3 separate regions of the Homo sapiens genome follow, and regions 1 and 2 are each linked to region 3. Evidence: chromatin contacts called from ENCODE Hi-C or POLR2A ChIA-PET data. All regions are on one chromosome and are shown on one strand. The core of a region is the stretch at or near the end of the contact, and the rest is flanking DNA. Distances in the headings are between cores, read along the strand shown.

Region 1 (4,334 bases), core at 167-2,666, 1.4 Mb before region 3:
TGTCCCCACCTAAGAAATCTGCACGGCAGGGATTAACCAGGGGAGAAGGGCCTGGCCGCTGGGCCTTGGCTTCCTCTTAGGCAGAGTTCCAGCCCCTGAGACTTGAGCCGACCGGCCTGAGACGACTCCGGCCGCCGCCACCCTATGCTGGCAAACAGGCCTCTCCCCAGCAGGCTCCAGGGGCAGCCACCTGCGCTCTCCCTGCCCTCCCCTACCCCACTCTCCTAGAGGAAGGATGAAGAACAGCTCCCCCTCCTTACTCTCAGGCACCCACAGATTTCTGAGCTGCCGTCACCACTGACGAGAACCCAGGTCCCCTGGAGGGATCGCTTCTCCTTCTGATTCCATCCTCCCCATCAATGAACACGCAGGAACACCCACGCTCCCGCTCCTCCTACTCCAGGGGGAGACCGAACCCGAGAGCGACATCCGGAGCTGGAAGCCGCTGCAACGGGGGCGCCGGCCTCCCTGCCCCGCAGTCTCCCGCCCTTTCCCAGACACCGGAGGATCCCAGACCAGCCCAGTATTCCAGACGGAGAGGGTGCCCGAGTCCTCCGCAGGGCCCCGCCTCCCTAGGCGCTCGGCGCTGGAGACCTAGGGGAGCGCGCGAGAGAAACGCTGAGCTCCACCCGGCTGGGGCGGAGGCTGAGCACTATACCCGGGACTCGAACCCCGCGCCCTCGTCCCCCAGCTTTAGGCATCCCACGGCGAGCCCTGGCCCAACGCCCCCGCGCCGCGTCTTCCCCCGCACCCCCGCCCGGAGCCGAGTCCCGGGTTGCCAGCGCGCCCATCCCGCCCCCAACAGGTCTCGGGCAGCGGGGAGCGCGCTGCCTGTCCCGCAGGCGCTGGGAGGCGAGCCGGAGCGAAGCCGAGGGCCGGCCGCGCGCGCGGGAGGGGTCGCCGAGGGCTGCGAGCCCGGCCACTTACGCGCGGGCTCTGGGGAACCCCATGGAGAGGAGCACGTCCAGCGCCGATCCATGCTTGATGGTGCCGGGGCGCTGTTGGCGGTTCCTCCGGGGGGTGACTTTGCTGTACAGCTCCTCTCTCGCAGCCATGCCGAGCGGACTGGGGTGGCCGTACTGAGCCATGGCTCAGCGGCCAGCCATCGCCAGGGAAGGAGCCCGAGCCGGATGGTTCGGGAAGGAGGAGGGAGTCGGGCTGGGCCAGGGGAGGGGGCTCGGGGACCCAGAGCCAGGCAGGAGGCGGCGGCAGCGGAGGCGGCGCTCCGAGCTTCCCCAGTGTCGGGACTCTGACGCTTCCTGGTGAGGCCACAGGAGCCAGAACGCCGGCAAGCGGCCGCTGCGGGACCAGCCTCAGCCACTCGGGCCCCCGGCTGCCCCCAGCTCTGCGCCTGCAGTAGCCCTGTCTCCTCCGCCCCCTTCCCTCTCCTCGCCTAGCAGTCCGGGAATTTGCAATGAGTAATTTTTGAATGGATCAAAAAGGAAAAGGAGCCTTGTGGGCTGGCCCTGACTTGCCTGTACCCGGGCCCCGCCCCTCTCTTAAAGCGGCCGCGCTGTCCGAGGCTGCTCCGTGCGGGCAAGAGCTGTAGTCGCGCTACTTGGAGACGGAGGATCCCAACCTTATGGGCTGCTTGTGTGCTTCACCTCCCGAGAGTCACCCCCGGCGCCCCAGCCCTCTCCTTGGCTGGCATACCCGCCCAGCTGGGCCTCAAGACAGGAGATCAACCCATCTCAAGTTTCATGTGATTCTAGATGCGGTTATTAATGGAAATTGGGTGAACTGGTGGATGATACTAATGGACCAGAAGGCCAAGCCGTAAGGCCTAGGTAAAAGGTTTTGCTTCTCAAAGATCCTGCAAAACCCAAAGGGTTGTTAGGACCATCGGAAGTTGAGTTCCCAATCAGCCGGCCAAGTGGCTGCACTAAAGACCTACTGCGCTCTACAAGGTTATGGTCAGTGACTGAATAGTGCCTTCCCGGTGGGGCAGAGGGGTTGGGGAGAAGGACCTCAGGTTCTCAGAGGTGGCAGGACCTGGGAGGGGACAAGAAAAGAGGGACAGGGCAGAAAGAAGAGGGAAGGGAAAAAGAAAGGAGGAAGGAGGAGGAGAAGAAGGAAGGGCTAGGAGGGTAGAGGAAGAAGGAACAGAGAAAACATACTTCCTAATTATAAGAGGTGTTCAAAAGGGAACGGGCTTATTTCATTAGGGAGTGGATATCCTGTCAATAAAAGGATTCAAAGACGGACCGAATCACCACTGCACAATAATAAGTGAATTGTATCATAGGCTGGACAAAACTACTCCCACTGCAAAGATGGTGGAAGCCACAACCATATTGATGCCCCATGCCCCACCTGGTGAATTTGGCTGGGGGATGCTAACCCTCTTTCGTTTGGAAACAAAGTCATTGTCTTCAGTCAGGGACAAGGGTCCCACTTGCTATAATGAAAGAGGCAATGAGTACACCCTAACTGATAGTCTTTTTTGGGTAATAATAATAATAAAACCTAACATTTATTGGGCTCTTGTATGTGCCAGTCATTGTGCTAATCGTAATGAATGAACTCACTGAAGTTTTATACTGACCCTAGGAGTGTGTTTAATCATTATCCCAGTTTTACAGATGAGAAAACTCAGCTCAGAGAGGTTGGGGAAGATCATAGAGCTGGTAAGTGCGTAGCTACAGCACTCGTATCCACTGCGGTGCCTTAGACAAGTTACTTCTCTCTACAGCCTAATTTCCTCATTGGTATGGACCGTGGTAACCTAACCTTGCACACACTGGGTTTTCCAGAAATGTCAGTCCGGGCCTGTCCCTGGTTGGAATATGGGGGAGGGATGGTGACCAGCACCCATGGAGTGGCTTTTTGAGGTTGCTTTATAAGGCCTGTGAAGGTTTTACCAGGGGAAATGATACAGTGTAACTCCCTGAGCCCGGAATTGGTTTCCTAAAGAATAGCCAGTGGTGTTTGGAAGCAGGGAGATAAGACAGCTGGAGCTTAAGCAACAATGTGTATTAATTCTGCCTCCTGCTGTACAAAGGATGAGGGAAAATTAATGCTTCCTGGGTAGTAGCTGCTTCCAGAGCAAAGGGGATATCCTGGAGACCTTGCAGAATGCTCTTCCAGGACATGGAGCAAAAAGACAAGACTGGGCTGGCAACACCATACCTAGTATTAGCCTCCTTGGATGTGTTCGGTAAAACATGCTGGATTTTATCCAGTATTCTGAATTGTTTCCAAATGCCTGGGCTGAAAGTCAAATGATCTGGATCTTAGTCAAGAGATAATAATGTATGTGAAAGCGCTTTGTAAACCATAAAGCGCTACATAAATGATAACTCAAATTTATTGAGTACTTACTATATGCTGGTGTTGTTCTTTGCTTCTTACATATGTGACTCAAACAATTCCTTGACAAGACTATGAACTAGGAACTACTTTACAAATGAAGGTGCTGAGCCAGAGGTCAAGTATCTTGTCCAAGGTCACATGGCTAGTAAATGGCAGAGCCAAGATTTGAACTCTTAACATTTGGCCAAACAACTAGTTAACGACCATTGTTATGATGATAAAAGGACACCAGCCTTTAAGATAGTTTTTTGACTCCATCTATGCCCCTTGACATAGAATTGCTGGATCTCTGTTTCTCCAGAAAAATTGAATTAATTGTCTTTCTCCCTGCCTTTAGGCAAACTGTAAGATAAAGGAAATGATGCATATAAAAATAGTTTTAGGTAGACTGGAAAAAGCACTATGAAAAACTAGGCACCTGAGATGCAAACTGTTTTTGTCTGGGACACTTTTACAGAAATCCCAGCTTGGCTTCCTCACTTGTCTTCAGCTCAGTGCAAACCCCTGTTTTATTTAGGACTCCTGCCATTTGTTCTGCACTGGGTTGGGGGGCTGGCAATTCAGATGCATTGTGCTTTAATTGTGTTGACGTTGAAAAGCTAGGAAAAGCTTCATAAATGTCTACACTGTTCTATTACAAAGAGAGAAGAGGGGGGCTGGGTGCGGTGGCTCACCCCTGTAATCCCAGCACTTTGGGAGGCTGAGGTGGGCGAATCACAAGGTCAAGAGATCGAGACCATCCTGGCCAACAAGGTGAAACCCAATCTCTACTAAAAATACAAAAATTAGCTGGGCATGGTGGCATGTGACTGTAGTCCCAGCCACTCCGGAGGCTAAGGCAGGAGAATCGCTTGAACCTGGAAGGCGGAGGTTGCAGTGAGCTGAGATCATGCCATTGCACTCCAGCCTGGTGACAGAGCAAGACTCCATCTCTAAACAAATAAATAAATTGAGAGAAGAGAAATGACTATTCATCTGGCAGTATATCTTACAGTGGCCAAAAGAAGTGAGATGGGAGTAGG
Region 2 (4,706 bases), core at 1,849-4,348, 1.5 Mb before region 3:
ACAATTGTGATTATTTTCTAGGTTTAAGGCAAGTGTTGCCAATACATGAAGTGCTTTGCATATAGTAAATGCATAATAAGTCTGTGCTAATTATAGCATCCATAGAAGCAGTTTCGCTCTGGAATGCAGCTCAGAGATTAGTATCATTTGCAATAACTACATTCCAGGCTGCCAGCCCCACAAATTAGACACCAACTAAAGACATGCAGTACATGATTCAGCTGTATCTCAGGGGAGGGCTTCTGATGACAGCCAAAGCCACAAGGGATCCGATCTGAGTACTTTCGATGTGTCAGCAGAAGGCTCTTCCTCTCACAGTGATGATGCACATACTGCTATGTGTAGTATGGGGCACACAGTGTGCTGGGACCTCTCCAGGTCCAGGAGAACATAAAGCTGTCGTGGACTGTCTTGGCCATGAAAACATTCTCCATGTAGGCGTAGCCAAAGTTGAGGGTTCTGGCAGAGGTGATGTGTTCTTTAAAAAATAAAAATTAATTTAAAAAAAAGAAAGAAAAAACAAGGGCTCTCTTTCCTTCCGTGTACTCACTCTTTTGCTGACATCCAAGGGACTTGTTAAGTGGCAAATCAGTATTAAGCACAAGCGTGTGCAAGAGACCCAGGGACTGTGACACAGTTTGGGGTTGGTAGGCGCTTAGAGTTGGGTGGGCAGCAGGCCTTGCATTTAGCCTCACGTCACTGCGACCCTTGGATGGACACTCACAGAGCTCTTGTGTCTTGTTCTGGGTTCACAATCTTCTGTGGACGGGAGGAAATGGAGGTATTCAAAGAATCAAGGAGAAGATGAAAATGTCAAGAAATGCTTTGTAGTAATAAATTGCATAAACGTAAATTATTTAGCCCAACCTAAAGGAAGCTAAACTGAGATTAAATGACATTAACAACAGGCTGTTTTCCATTTCCACTGAGGGAAAAGCAAGTAAGGAAGAGAATTCTCCGAGTGCACAGGGAGCTGGGATGGCGCGTGCCCGTCTATAGGGGCAGCTGGGATGAAACCAGACTGGAGGTATGTTGATCGTTACTGAATCTGGATGAAGATACATGGGGGTTCATTACACTATCCTCTCTGCTTTTGTGAATGTTGATAATTTCCAAAAAGTTAAAACAATGAAAGAAAGATGGCAGCTGCTACTCAACTCCCACCTACAGCTGAAAGGCAGAATGACGGTCTGAAGTTGTCCACACCGATTTGTTTGGAATGATGGATTTTGTCAGTTTTAAACCACTATGTGAAGTCGCTCCACCTTTTCTTATTTGCCACAATGTGTTTCTTCCAACACAAGGGAGGTATTCTTGCTCTCCTTTTGCAGGATCCTCCTTTTGCAGGATTGGGGGACTGAGTGTGCAGACTTTTGTCCCAGTTAATGATTTCATAGCTGCTGCTACTTACAAGCTTATCATGTGTAACGTGGTGTATGTACTATGCTCTTTACCTGCATTGTATCATTTAACCCTCACAACAGTCAGCTCATTATTATCCCTGTTACACAAATGAGGGAACAGAGGCTTTGAAAGGTTAAATAGCTCACTCAAGGGAATATATGGATCTTAGGTCACAAAGGCAGGATTTGAAACCAGGCAGTTTGAGTTCCTCTCCATGCCTGTGCTATGAAGCTTACTTAAACTTTGGCATCCTCCCTTTGTACTTTCCAGATAGAACAGCTCTAATATTTTCATTGCGTCTCTATAAAGAAAGCTTTCAGAAGCTTAAAGACGTTCCCCAGCTTTGACTCTGTCTCCAAACGTACAGGAACCCAAACCACCCAACATCACTCCAGCTGCAGATGCTATTGTTTATAATATGTTATCCCGCTTCTTTCTCACAGCAGTCCCAACGGGGGCTCAGTCAAGTCTCATAACTCTCTAAGGACACAGAGCCATGGCCCAGCCCACACTCCCCAGGACTCTGGTGTATTTTTCTCCCCTCCTATCTGATGCTGCCTCTAGGTCCTAAGCTCAGCACTGTCCCCACAGGGTGCCTTACATGCACAGTGAGAGAATAACATTTCCCCAAACTCCTTGGCTGGTGTCATCAGGACAATTCCACTCCACTGGTTCTGGGTCTATTAACTCATTCTGTTCTCAGTGCATAAGCTCTTGCTAAGACGATTTTAGGGGTCCTATTGGCTGCTGGTTTCACTCTCCCTTTCATTCTCCAATTTATAGTCCACCCTCCACCAAGACTAGAATAATCTTTCTTAACCATTAATCTAGATCACATCACTGTCCTGCTTAAAATCCTGCAGAGGTTCCCCATATCCTTGGCCATGCCTGTGCTGGCCCCTGTCAGCCCAGCTGCCTCTCCGGTGACCACCCCCACCCCGCAGCCTCTGCTTCAGCCAGGAGCCTCGGCAGTTTCCAAAACACACCCTGGTGTTCTCTCTGTTGAACCTTTGCCCACTTTGCTTTTTCTGCTGGGATTGTCCACATTCCCCCTTTTCTGCCTAATGAATTTAAAGGATGACTTTAGGTCAAGATTTCACCATTCAGCGAAATCCTTTCTGAATCACAAATCCCCCCTCACGGCCCCTCCCACACTTTACCTATCCATCACTCCCAGTGGACTGTAAGCTCTTTGGAGATAAGACTCCATATCTGTTTAACTTGGTGCCTTCAAAACTGAGCACACGGTAAATGCCCTGAACTATTCATGAAATAAGTACAGAATGAATAAATCCTCCCGACTTCCCCACCACAGATAGCAGAGCAGCTCTCTTCGGAAGTCTCATAGCACTCTCTACCATTCTTCTATTAGCCCTTCCAGTCTTATCTCTAATTATTTCCTTCTATGTCTATTTTTCCCACTACATTGGAAGCATTCTTCTCCATTAGACTCTGAGATCTTCAAGGGTAGGAGGTAAAGGCCTGAGCACAAAGCCCAGCACATAGTAGGTGTTTAATTTATTGATTGAATGAAGTGACGCTTTCTTGTCAAACTTAATCACCCGGAGGCACCATCTTATACCTCAGATAACTTCCGCGTCAATACAGTGGTTTGAGTTTGTTCACGCTGAAGCAACCTTCCACTTGTCCGCCCACTCATATCTTAGGGGATCCTCCCCTCCTCTACCCTTTTGGCATGGAACCTCCCTACCGAAAGAGCTCTGTGTCACCCATAGACGTGTGAGTTTCAGTCTGAACTTCCTTTTTCAGGTTATTTATAAAAACGTAAAAGCTGCCCTACTCAATGCCAGCCACTGTTGAAACACTATCCTTTGCATGGTCCCTGGGCCTTAGCTCAGTCCTAGGTTGCCATCTTTGTAGTGTATATCTTTCATGACACAAGGGCGGGCACGGAGCCTTCATCTAATTATCCGTCTGCCCACCCACCCATCCGTTCATCCATCCCACACATGTTGAACATCTAAGAAGGACGAGGTCCCGTGCCAGGCTCTGGGAACTTCAGTGATAGACAAAACAAAGTCTCTGGCCTCAAGGAGCTCAGCTGAGACAGAAAACAAACACAGAGCAAATAATCGTAATGCTGTGATATACGTGCTCCCCCAGTCATTTAAAGCATGCAGGTGGGTCACCTATCGGGAGATGACCTCTGCCCCAGAAGGGACAGGATTTGAGCTGGGCCTTGATAGATAAGTGGGATTTTGCTACCCAGACAAGAGTGACGGAACAGCGGGTGCAATGGGGGAAGGGACCCAAGAAGTCACAAGGTGGTCACAGGAGTGAGAGAGGGCATGGCAGGGGAGATGAAGCTTATCCATTTATATTTTCTCACTAAGGGAAAATTTTTGTTTTCAAAGCCTGTGGGTCAATAATATCTTTGTAAAGGAAGAAAGGCATATTGATTATGGCCTTGCCTCTCCCAATAGCCAGAAAAAGCCGGAGTCTCTTCTACAAAGCTATGGAAAGAGCTGGAAACGGAATCCATTCTTTCATCCAAGATTTTCAGCACCTGTCACATGTACCTATGTATTCATGGGACTGTGATCATGCTCCCCAGTGCTGTACACTCCCTGAGATCAGAGACTTTGTTATGATCTGTGTTGCCACATGGTAAGCACCCCATAAATACTTGCTGAATGAATGCACTGACCCCTGCCAGCTACCAGGAACTGTGCTAAGTACTGGGAATAGGAAAATGGACTAGACGTGCTGCCTGCCCATCCAGCTAGGAAGGCTGACAGTCTAATCTGTTTGTTACGTGATCCAGTTTCTCAGGAATGCATTTTTGGAGTGGTAAGAAATTATTTGTTTTAAAGTTTGAGAGAAAAAAAAGATACAAGCTGAGAGGTGAGTCTTTCAGTGTGGATGGAAGGCCTCAGGCAGCTTCCAGGACGTGCTTGCAGATGCCAGTGTTACCCTGCTCCTTGCTTTTGCCACTCAGGCAGACGGGCTCCCTGGGAGGACCACCGCTCCTCAACACCCTCTCCCCAGACCCCAGACCAGGCTGGTCCCCTGCAAGGAAAGTCCTCTGCCTCAGCTGCCCTTCCCCGGGCTGTGCGGCACACTCACGTGCCCAAGTGCGCGCGCGCGCGCACACACACACACACACACACACACAGAGTCACACATGTGATCATACTCAACACACATTCTCCCCTGGCCACACACATATATAATCACACACGATCACACAGTCACACACATGATCACTCATATAGCACACATGTGATCACTCACACACTGACACAATCACACACAAAACACTCACATCAGGTCACACACAG
Region 3 (4,366 bases), core at 737-3,236:
TGCTGTGAGGTTTAGAGACTAAGTAGACTTTTGACATTTGACCCAAGAAAGGTACTCAATAAAATAGCATCTATATGATTATCACTGTTAAGGCCGTCAAAAATGCGTCAAAATTACTTCAATAGAAGATAAAATAGGTGCCACTTGATTTTTGTTTGAAAAATAACTGACAGTAGTTGATAGTAATATTTAATATATACTAGGTAATATAAATATTTTAAATATATTAACTAATTTTCCCTTTCAAGAAGCCTCAAAGGTAGGTACTAGTATTATTTTATAGATGAAGAAGCTGGGCACAGAAATTTTAAGTAACTTGCATAGGGTCATAAGAGTAAATAAATGCTGGAGCTAGGATTCAAATACACACAATCTAGTTGCAAAGTACGTGAACTTCTGCCAAGTTCTATAGCCTCTTCACCACTACTTCAAGTCGTCAACTCCTGAATTTTTAAAAATGTTCAGTGCCTCTACAAGCTCATATAATTTTAAGGGGTTATAAGCCCTGAAGTTAGGGGTCCCAAGGACCCTAAATTAAGTACCACTGCTTCAAACAGAAACTTAAATACTTTGTCCTTGCAGAATTAAAGAAACTTCTTCTTAAAACTCAGTTATAATAACAATATTAGGCTTAGAACAACTCAGTCTACCATTATCTTTTTGCCCTACTTTAAAAGTATAGAAAATGATAGCTAATATTTATTGAGAACCAGGTATTATTTTTGTATAACCTCATCTAATCCCTATACCTCTATGAGATAGGTACTTCTATGCTCCCCACTTTATAGATAGGGAAACTGAGGTCAGAGTATTTAAATAACTTGTTCAGTAGCAAGCAACAATAACAGAAAAAACCAGCTGGGATGTACATTCCACAACCTTTCTCTTTGCTACCACGTTATGTTATCTCTCAAGATGTTTTATATGCAGATGAGGGATTCTGAGTACCACCCCATGCTAATTAATTACATTACATAACGAATGGAAAAGCACTCTGTAAATGATCAAGGATCAGTTATTATTTACTAGGTATCAATCATTAGAAACTTTAAAAAATGATAGTGATATAAAGACAAATAACTTCCAGAGGGTTTCCTCTAAAAGTACCGAGCTGCCACAAACTTTCCAGTTTGGAAACTCTATGTACTGAGGTCTTGTTTTCTTCACTTACACCACCTCCAAATCTACTCTGCTGTAACACAGGGATGTCAGTATACATTATTTTTCCTTTTATGATGCAAAAGGAACAGATTATTTCCCTTTTCCTTTCAGTCTCCTCAGCCCCAGATTGCTGTCCCTTCATTCTAATTACGCCGCAGCAACAGAGGCTTGCAATGGTCAGGAGTTCTGATACCGACCAGTTCTTCAGCCTGATTCTTCTGGCCTTTAAAAGAAAAAAACCCTCCCAGAACGAAGGGAAAAGTAAAGCATTCGTGTTCAGCAGCCAGACCAGAATTCCCTTGAGTAAGAGATCTGCAACACCCAACATCAAACACTGCATTTTCTTTAAGCCCGTCCACGGTCGGCTCCTTCAAGTCCAGGCCTCCCTATCGGCCCCGCGATCCCTCCCAGCGCGAGCGGAAGGCCCCTCCGCCCGGACTCCCAGGTGGCGCAGCCCTCCAGGCCCCGAGGTCCCCCGGCCCAGCCCTCGCCGCCAGTCTTCGGGATGCCAGGCTACCTGCCAGCCTCTCCTCTCACTCGGCGCAGGACTCGGATCCGTATGCTACCGCGATCCTACCATCCGCCCAACGCCTAGCACCCAGAGGGCACTCGCTAACCAACCGCGGCGCGGAGAAAAGCCGTGCTGCGAGGACACCTTCCGCCTCGCCCACCCGAGTCCCAGGCGCTGAAGTCTCTCCATCTTCTTTTATTCCATCGCCCCCCGGCCCAGCCCGCTCAGGTGTATTCCGCTTCCTTCCCCGCCCACCCACCGTCCCCACCTGGAGGTGGTCCGCCGCCGCTCCGCACGCCACTGCTCTGCAAACTGTCCTAGCAGCTGGGCAGCCAGCAAGCGGGCCGGGAGGCTGGAGCGGCCAGCCAATCAGCGACCGGCGCCATAAGCTGATATGACGGCAGATCGCGCGAAGGGCCTGCGCGCAGCTCTCCGCGGTCACGTGGGCGCCGCGCGCTCGGCCACGCCCCCTTTGTCCTCTGACTAAGGGGAGGGCGGGCGCCCCATCCGAGTACCTTTGCGGTGGAGGATGCGGTTTCGGGTTTTGCGTTTGTTTCTTTGCTTTCTTTTTAAACTAGCTCTTGTGTCATTCATGGTGGTACCAGGCAGGTTTACGGTGTTTATACAAACATTCCTAGAACGGGTGCCCTGCGTTGAGGGAAATAGACGACACTTCCTTTGACGCGAATGTCTGGGTCGTTTTCTCCCTCAAGGGAGGAGGTGCAGATGTTCCCAAACAGGTGCTCAAGGTTTTAAGACGTAGTCCCCCCGATTTTCTAGCGCTGAATGGCTGGAGGCTCCGCGAGCCGGTGTATGTAGGGGTCTAAATGGTGACAAGATGAGGGTAAACATGGACAGAAACCTTTTCACGATACAAGTTGTTGAAAACCAAGGTTAACGCAGATCTAATTGGCTTTGATTTGCTACACATGAATCGAGCAGCTCCGATTTCCTGAAACAGAGCTGAGCAGAGGAGGGTGGCTTCACAGGCAGAAGAGGACGGAGGAAAGCAGAAATAAGGAACCAAAAGATCTGTCGTTTCAGAGTGACTTTCCTTAAACAGAGATTAAAACAGAGGGGACTGACTTGTGATACCAGCTCAGCAACTTCAAAGTGGCAAACTGGGCCACTTTACCTATTACATAAATAATATGGGGAATACATGACAGAAATGAGGGATTTTTAAGGGAAAAAAATAACATGATTCGATCTGCCTTCAAAAGACTTTTCCGGTAGTTAAACTTCAAATGTACATAGGATACTGGACAAAGTTCAAATGAATTTAAAATAGTGTAGGTGGTTTTTTTAAAAAAGACTCATTATATAAATAAAAATAAATTTTAAAAAGTTTTGAGTGTCTACTTCGTTTAACACATCGTACTGAACACCGGGAATGGAAAGAGATGTTACAATAATGACAAAGACATGGTTCCCAACCTTAAAAAGCTTATGTGCTGTGGGAGAAATGGGCATGTATAAATAACTATGTTGCTTATTACAAGGACAGGAAATAAACAGTAATTGGTGGTATAGGCTGAGCACAGAGACAAAATGGCTATTCTGATGAGGGAAATTAGGGAAGGAACATTGTTTTGCCCAATGAAATGATTTGAATGGACACTTTAAAATGTTATTGAGCATAGATGATAAAACATTTATTAAACGAATAAAAGCTCAAAAGTGAAATGTTATAAGCAAACATCAAATATCCTGAATCTCTAGAATTTTATTGTTGAATATGCCTTAGCTATTACAAGTGGTCTTTATTCTTGGTGACTTAGGGATTCCCAAGAAATTTGCAATCACTCCTGACAACTCAAAGTAGTAATAAGTTAACCTCAAGAGAACAATCTTGTTTAAAAATAAATTTAAGTGTATTTTTTAATTATTATTTAAGTTCTGGGATACATGTGCAGAACGTGCAGGTTTGTTACATAGGTATACATGTGCCATGGTGGCTTGCTGCACCTTCCAACCCGTCATCTAGGTTTTAAGCCCTGCATGCATTAGTTATTTGTCCTAATGTTCTCCCTCCCCTTGCCCTCCACCCCCTGACAGGCCCCGGTGTGTGATGTTTCCCTCCCTGTGTCCATGTGTTCTCATTGTTCAACTCCCACAGTTGAACAACTCCCACATACTCAATGAGAATATGTGGTGTTTGGTTTTTTGTTCTGTGTTATTTTGCTGAGAATGATGGCTTCCGGCTTCATCCATGTCCCTGCAAAAGACATGAACTCATTCTTTTTTTTATGGCTGCATAGTATTCCGTGGTGTATAAGTGTATTAATAGCACATCCTGGGGTGCAGCATTCCTACATGTCTTTTCTATCCAGGCACACTGATGGATCAGGGTAATTTATTTATTCATTGTTTGCAAGGGTCTATGGTACCAACCAGCCAGTACCAAGGAATTCAGAGATAAGCCACAATACCTGCCTATGTGTCTGGATGGAACATGAACATGGAAACAAACCATTTAATCATTAAATTACTCAATTTATTTACTCAATAAATCATTATGTAATGGTGATAAGTGTCAGGCACTGTCATATGCACAGGAGATATACTGATAATCAAAACAAAGTCTGCTCTAATGAAGCTTACACACTAGTAAGGAGACAGAAAACTGATAATAAATAAATAGATATATAATACAATGTCGGACAGTGCTATGAAGAAAAAGAAAATGGGGTA

What was found. Hi-C counts contacts between places; a loop is a spot of excess contacts on that map. ChIA-PET counts read pairs that join two places held with the same protein, here RNA polymerase II (POLR2A). Pooled maps may share reads with other maps.
Region 1: a pooled map shows a loop between it and region 3 (3-fold over the local background). The contact joins the promoter of UBASH3B here to the promoter of SC5D in region 3. A Hi-C loop is called at or near these places in 5 of 50 pooled maps.
Region 2: a loop to region 3 is called in a map of naive thymus-derived CD4-positive, alpha-beta T cell, with 4 times the contacts of the local background. The contact joins the enhancer-like site here to the promoter of SC5D in region 3. A Hi-C loop is called at or near these places in 1 of 168 maps with a recorded cell type or tissue (naive thymus-derived CD4-positive, alpha-beta T cell) and 8 of 50 pooled maps. POLR2A ChIA-PET finds 5 or more read pairs at or near these places in 1 of 52 experiments (activated CD4-positive, alpha-beta T cell).

Annotation. Positions count from the first base shown.
Region 1 is chr11:122,652,804-122,657,137 of GRCh38, reverse strand. It overlaps UBASH3B (ubiquitin associated and SH3 domain containing B), which reads right to left and starts at 1,416. Exons shown (of 14, transcript NM_032873.5): 1 at 928-1,416. The coding sequence starts at 1,088. RefSeq lists a silencer at 757-806 and an enhancer at 1,010-1,511.
Region 2 is chr11:122,744,708-122,749,413 of GRCh38, reverse strand. The region is part of intron 1 of UBASH3B (ubiquitin associated and SH3 domain containing B); the gene reads right to left. Among named protein-coding and RNA genes, the nearest start is that of UBASH3B, 91 kb to the right of the region's middle. RefSeq lists enhancers at 148-197, 3,970-4,706. Within about 2 kb of position 3,098, at least 8 of the 41 ENCODE cell types and tissues checked have a DNase peak (open chromatin) inside an H3K27ac peak, as active enhancers do.
Region 3 is chr11:121,290,391-121,294,756 of GRCh38, reverse strand. SC5D (sterol-C5-desaturase) reads right to left here and starts at 1,986. Exons shown (of 5, transcript NM_006918.5): 1 at 1,941-1,986. RefSeq lists a silencer at 1,975-2,024 and an enhancer at 2,195-2,244.